2 separate regions of the Homo sapiens genome follow, and region 2 is linked to region 1. A link is a contact called in ENCODE Hi-C or POLR2A ChIA-PET data. All regions are on one chromosome and are shown on one strand. Each heading gives the region's core, a stretch centred on a gene start or an enhancer-like site at or near the end of the contact. The rest is flanking DNA. Distances are from core to core; before and after follow the strand shown.

The links. A loop is a pair of places that touch in the nucleus more often than their neighbours do. ChIA-PET counts read pairs that join two places held with the same protein, here RNA polymerase II (POLR2A). Pooled maps may share reads with other maps.
Region 2: a pooled map shows a loop between it and region 1 (4-fold over the local background). The contact joins the promoter of LBHD1 here to the enhancer-like site in region 1. A Hi-C loop is called at or near these places in 1 of 50 pooled maps. POLR2A ChIA-PET finds 5 or more read pairs at or near these places in 8 of 52 experiments (A549, CD4-positive, alpha-beta memory T cell, Caco-2 and 4 more).

Annotation. Positions count from the first base shown.
Region 1 is chr11:62,498,313-62,500,974 of GRCh38, forward strand. It overlaps a transcript of AHNAK not described here. Among named protein-coding and RNA genes, the nearest start is that of AHNAK, 47 kb to the right of the region's middle. Within about 2 kb of position 1,364, at least 15 of the 41 ENCODE cell types and tissues checked have a DNase peak (open chromatin) inside an H3K27ac peak, as active enhancers do.
Region 2 is chr11:62,670,963-62,673,624 of GRCh38, forward strand. It overlaps LBHD1 (LBH domain containing 1), which reads right to left and starts at 1,305. Exons shown (of 7, transcript NM_024099.5): 1 at 602-1,305. It overlaps UQCC3 (ubiquinol-cytochrome c reductase complex assembly factor 3), which reads left to right and starts at 711. Exons shown (of 2, transcript NM_001085372.3): 1 at 711-903; 2 at 991-2,662. The coding sequence starts at 784. The coding sequence ends at 1,152. RefSeq lists enhancers at 1-136, 137-876, 877-1,618, 985-1,144 and a silencer at 1,385-1,514.

The sequences.
Region 1 (2,662 bases), core at 114-2,613:
AGGAGCACGCAAGTGTGTTTGGAACAAGGGGAATTTCTCTTGTATTGTTTTAATTTTTTACAAAATGAATGGCATACTAAGATTACACTAAATGTAATTATAATTACACTATATAGTGTAATTATAATTACACTATATGGTGTAATTAAAAATTGAATCTTTGGGGCCAGACATAGTGGCTCATGCCTATAATCCCAGTGCTTTAGAAGGCCAAGGTGGGAGGATCGCTTGAGGCCAGAAGTTTGAGAGCAGCACGTGAGCAACATAGTGAACCCAGACTCACTCTAAAAAAAAAAAAAAAAGAAATTTTTTTTTATTAGCTGGGCATGGAAGCTGTGCCTTTAGTAAGAGCTACTCAGAAAGCTGAGGTGGGAGGATCTCTTGAGTCCAGGAGTTCAAGGTTGCAGTGAGCTGTGATCATGCCAGTGCACTCCAGCCTGAGTGACAGAGCAAGGCCCTTCTCTAAAAAAAATAAAATAAAAACAAAAAACAAAATAAATAGATCTTTGGAAATGTTGGCTCTAAAAATTTCCACCTGTCCAACAGAATATTCATTAGGATTGAAAGTACTTTACCAGCTGTGATTACTTCAACAAGGGGAGGTTCATTATTCAACAAATATTTATTGAGCATCTACTGTGGGCCAGGCACTGTTCTAGACTCTGGGGATATATTAAAAATCCCTGCCTTCATGGAGCCTATATTCCAGCGGACTTTATGGCCTCTCTTCCGCCTCGCTTCTCCCACTTCCTTTGGTGGGAGTGGTCTCTGGAAGACAGGCATGGGCATGGGGAGATAAAATATGCCCGGAGGCAGGGGCATGACGTAGATGAACTCTGACCATGTCTTCTAGGCCTGGGAAAGAGGAAAAGATAGAAAGGGTTTAAGGCTTTAGTGCAGACCCATAGCATCCGACTGGCCTCTCACTAAACATCCTCTGTATCTGTTCAAACCTGCCAGGCGCAGTGGCTTATGCCTGTAATCCCAGCACTTTGGGAGGCCGAGGCGGGTGGATCACCTGAGGTCGGGAGTTCGAGACCAGCCTGACCAACATGGCGAAACCCAGTCTCTACTAAAAATACAAAAAAATTAACTGGGCATGGTATCGTGTGCCTGTAATCTCAGCTATTCGGGAGACTGAGGCAAGAGAATCGCTTGAACCCGGGAGGCGGAGGTTGTAGTGAGCCAAGATCGCACCACAGCACTCCAGCCTGGGCAACAGAGCAAGACTCCATCTCAAAAAAACAAAAAACCAGCCGCACAAGTTGAGCTGTCGGCAGCTGCGCAGCTCCTAGCCACTCCTCCATCTCCTGGAGACTGTGAACCAAGCCACAAAGGGGAAAGGGGTGTGGCCGAGTGCTGGTGGGGCTTAGGAGCTCCTGGCTCCTCTGGGATGCCAATGAGACTTCCCTTCTGGCATGAGGCCACGTAGAATGATGATGGCTGAGAGTGCAGCAGTAGGAGGACAGAGGATAGCTGGTAAAGGGAAAGTGAGTAAGTGGAAGGAAGTCCATGTAAGAGCTAACTGTGCTCCATCTGGGCCAAAATGGGGAGATCACATCTCCCTTCAGGCGTCATCTGACACCAGACCAAGGCTCAGCCAAGCTTTTCTGTGCTGGAAAGCCAGAAGCCAGGAAGGAGAGCCTGCTGCTCCTGGGTGCCCTCACTTTCCAGTCCTCTGCTCCTCTGTCCCCCACACCAGACTACCTGGCTCCAGCTTGCTTCTTGTCTAAGCTGAACAGAATAGAGAAGAGGGCAGGTGAAATGCCTCAAGACAGGCCTGGCATGAAAAAGTGGAACTTAGTTTGTGGCTTACCCAAGAGATTAAACATAGTCTAGTTGTATCCACGCAATTAAGATGGGAAGGTTAAGGATCCTGTATTCCAGATCAATCTGCACTCACAAAACGAGGACCGTAGTAAACGCAAAGGAATGACTCAATAGTAGCGAAATTCAGACATCCTTGACAAGCCAGTAGGGGAGATATTTCAGGCTAGGGCAGCCTCACCTGAGGCCTTCAAATCATACTATAAAGGTACCTGGCTGCCCCACCTGAGCCCAGCCTAGCCAGCTTCCCAGCTATGTCAGTTCACACAGGTGCTAGAAGGCTGGGGTAATCTGATTGGCCCAGAGAGTCATGTGTGCTACAGAACACTACCTTCGTTAACGATCAGAGTCAGGTTTGAACCTGTTCCTCCCAAACCTACGTGCTGTCCCTCAGAGAGCCCGATGATGACACACAGGGCGTGGTATGTGGCTCCGAACCTCCCCAGTGACTTAAAAAATCCAAGTGGGTTTTAAATTGCTGCTCCCAGTTGATCATACCAGAAATCGAGCTATAGAACCGCCTCAACATCATTTTTTTTCTCCCACTTTGAGCTAAGTGAACAAACTGGGAGATTTCTGCCTCACCACTTTACATAGTAAATAATCCTTTCATCTCCCCTTTGGCTGGGAAGAGCTTACTCTGTGTGGACAGGGAACCAGCAGAAGCCTCTATGTCAGCTGAGTTTTGAACAAGGCAGCGTTGAGCTGGGAATGCTCACTATCAAGTTTTTTCCCCCTTGACAACTGGATGTGGACATTGCTCAGACATACTGTATCACATTAAAACATACAATTCTGGCCAGGCACAGTGGCTCACATCTGTAATCCTAACACT
Region 2 (2,662 bases), core at 55-2,554, 170 kb after region 1:
GTGGTGCACGCCTGTAATCCCAGCTATCCGGGAGGTTGAGGCAGGAGGATCGCTTGGGCCCTGGAAGTCGAGGCTTCAGTGAGCCATGATCGCGCCACTGCACTCCAGCCCTGGGCGACAGAGCGAGACCTTGTCTCCAAAAACAAACAAAACCACGCCCACACACTAACAACAACAACAAAACCAAAAAAAAACCCAAACAATACCAAGTGTGTACCATGACGAGAAAAGGAATAGGTTGTTTGTAAAATAAATGTTAAAGATAAGTAACTATTACCCATTTCTCCAACCAGTATACTTGACTTTGAGTGTTTGTTCCAGAGTTGAGGGGATGGAGAGGGATGTGTATGTGTGTAGATGCCCTCCATGCGCTGTGTTGAAAACGCGCGGGTGACTGCAGGAAACCACAGAGCACAGCTCGGGCCTCTACTGATCGGGAAACGTCGGAAGACAGAAAAATGGGCAATCATAAAACCCACGGCAACCATGAAGACACGCACTCTCCCCCTAGCAATCCCACCCCGGAATTGAGGACACAGGGTCCCCGCGCTCAGCCCTTGGTGCCAGCACTTCTTGGACACCTCAACCCCCTCAGCTAAACCTGAGATCCAAGCGCTCCGGATTCCAAACGTTTCCTCGAGCAGGTCCTCTCTAGCCGGCCGCTTATCTATGGTTTCTGCTATAGGGCGCTCTAGCCTGCGCCAAGGGGTAGTGAGACCGCGCGGCAACAGCTTGCGGCTGCGGGGAGCTCCCGTGGGCGCTCCGCTGGCTGTGCAGGCGGCCATGGATTCCTTGCGGAAAATGCTGATCTCAGTCGCAATGCTGGGCGCAGGGGCTGGCGTGGGCTACGCGCTCCTCGTTATCGTGACCCCGGGAGAGCGGCGGAAGCAGGAAATGCTAAAGGTAGAAGCAACTGGTAGTCCCGAGGAAGGGTGGGCGGGTGGAGAGCCCCGGACTGGAGCTCCTGCGAACTCCCCTTCCTGCCCTCAGGAGATGCCACTGCAGGACCCAAGGAGCAGGGAGGAGGCGGCCAGGACCCAGCAGCTATTGCTGGCCACTCTGCAGGAGGCAGCGACCACGCAGGAGAACGTGGCCTGGAGGAAGAACTGGATGGTTGGCGGCGAAGGCGGCGCCGGCGGGAGGTCACCGTGAGACCGGACTTGCCTCCGTGGGCGCCGGACCTTGGCTTGGGCGCAGGAATCCGAGGCAGCCTTTCTCCTTCGTGGGCCCAGCGGAGAGTCCGGACCGAGATACCATGCCAGGACTCTCCGGGGTCCTGTGAGCTGCCGTCGGGTGAGCACGTTTCCCCCAAACCCTGGACTGACTGCTTTAAGGTCCGCAAGGCGGGCCAGGGCCGAGACGCGAGTCGGATGTGGTGAACTGAAAGAACCAATAAAATCATGTTCCTCCACCCAGAATGAGCCCTGCAGTCGACACCTACCAATGCTTAGAGACGCGTGGTCGGTGCTGGGGGCGCGGCCTGGAGCTGCTGCCTGTCCCACCCCACCAGAAGAGGCTGATCCCGATAGGTATCTGACCACATTTTTTTTTTTTTTTTTTTTTTGAGACGGAGTCAATGTCACCCAGGCTGGAGTGCAGTGGCACGATCTCGGCTCACTGCAACCTCCGCCCCTGGGTTCCAGCAATTCTCCTGCCTCAGCTTCCCGAGTAGCCGGGATCACAAGTGCGCGCCACCAAGCCCAGCTAACTTTTGTGTTTTTAGTTGAGACAGGGTTCACCATGTTGGCTAGACTGGTCTCGAACTCCAGACCCAGGTGATCCGCCCGCCTCGGCCTCCCAAAGGGCTGGGATTACAGGCGTGAACCACCTCGCCCTGCCGCGGCCACATTTTTTCTTTTTTTTGAGATGGAGTCTTGCTCTTGTCACCCAGGCAGGAGTGCAGTGGCGCAATCTTGGCTCACTGCAACCTCTGCCTCCTGGGTTCAAGCTGTTCTCCTTACTCAGCCTCCCATGTAGCTGGGATTACAGGCGTCCGCAACCACGCCCGGCTGATATTAGTAGTTTTAGTAGAGGCGGGTTTCACCATGTGGCCAGGCTGATCTCGAACTCCTGACCTCAGGCAGTTCACCCGTCTCAGCCTCCCAAAGTGCTGGGATTAGAGGCGTGAGCCACTGCGCCCGGCCAACCACATTTTCAAAACAGGTCATGTGGTGTCAGGTTGGAGTGTACTTCCAGGGATAACCGTGGGACATTCTTGAAATCTGAACTATCCTGGGAAGTCTTGAAGTAATGGATGCCTATAGTGGACACTCAGGACTCCTGTCCTTGGAGCGAGATTGGAGGGGCATCTAGCACTTAACATATGCCACAATGCTTTCTGTGGCCATTATTTAACCTCTGGTTAAACAAGCTTAGGAGGCTGACTTACTAGTAGTAAAAGGAGTGTGCTTTGAGTCACAGATCCTGGTTGAACTCCAGCATGTTACAAACCTCAGCCCTGTTCTATGAAAGGTCATAACTACGAGGATTATTGTAAAACATTAATTTAGAAATGTAAAGTGGTCCCCAATCTCTGGATCTGGTCAGGATTTATTGGAGCTGCCACTGAGGGGATTAAATAAGTGGGGTCAAAGCCCCACAGCCTAGTCAACCAAGTTGCTCCTCTTTTGTCTATCCTGTGGTTCCCAAGCAAGACTGCAAT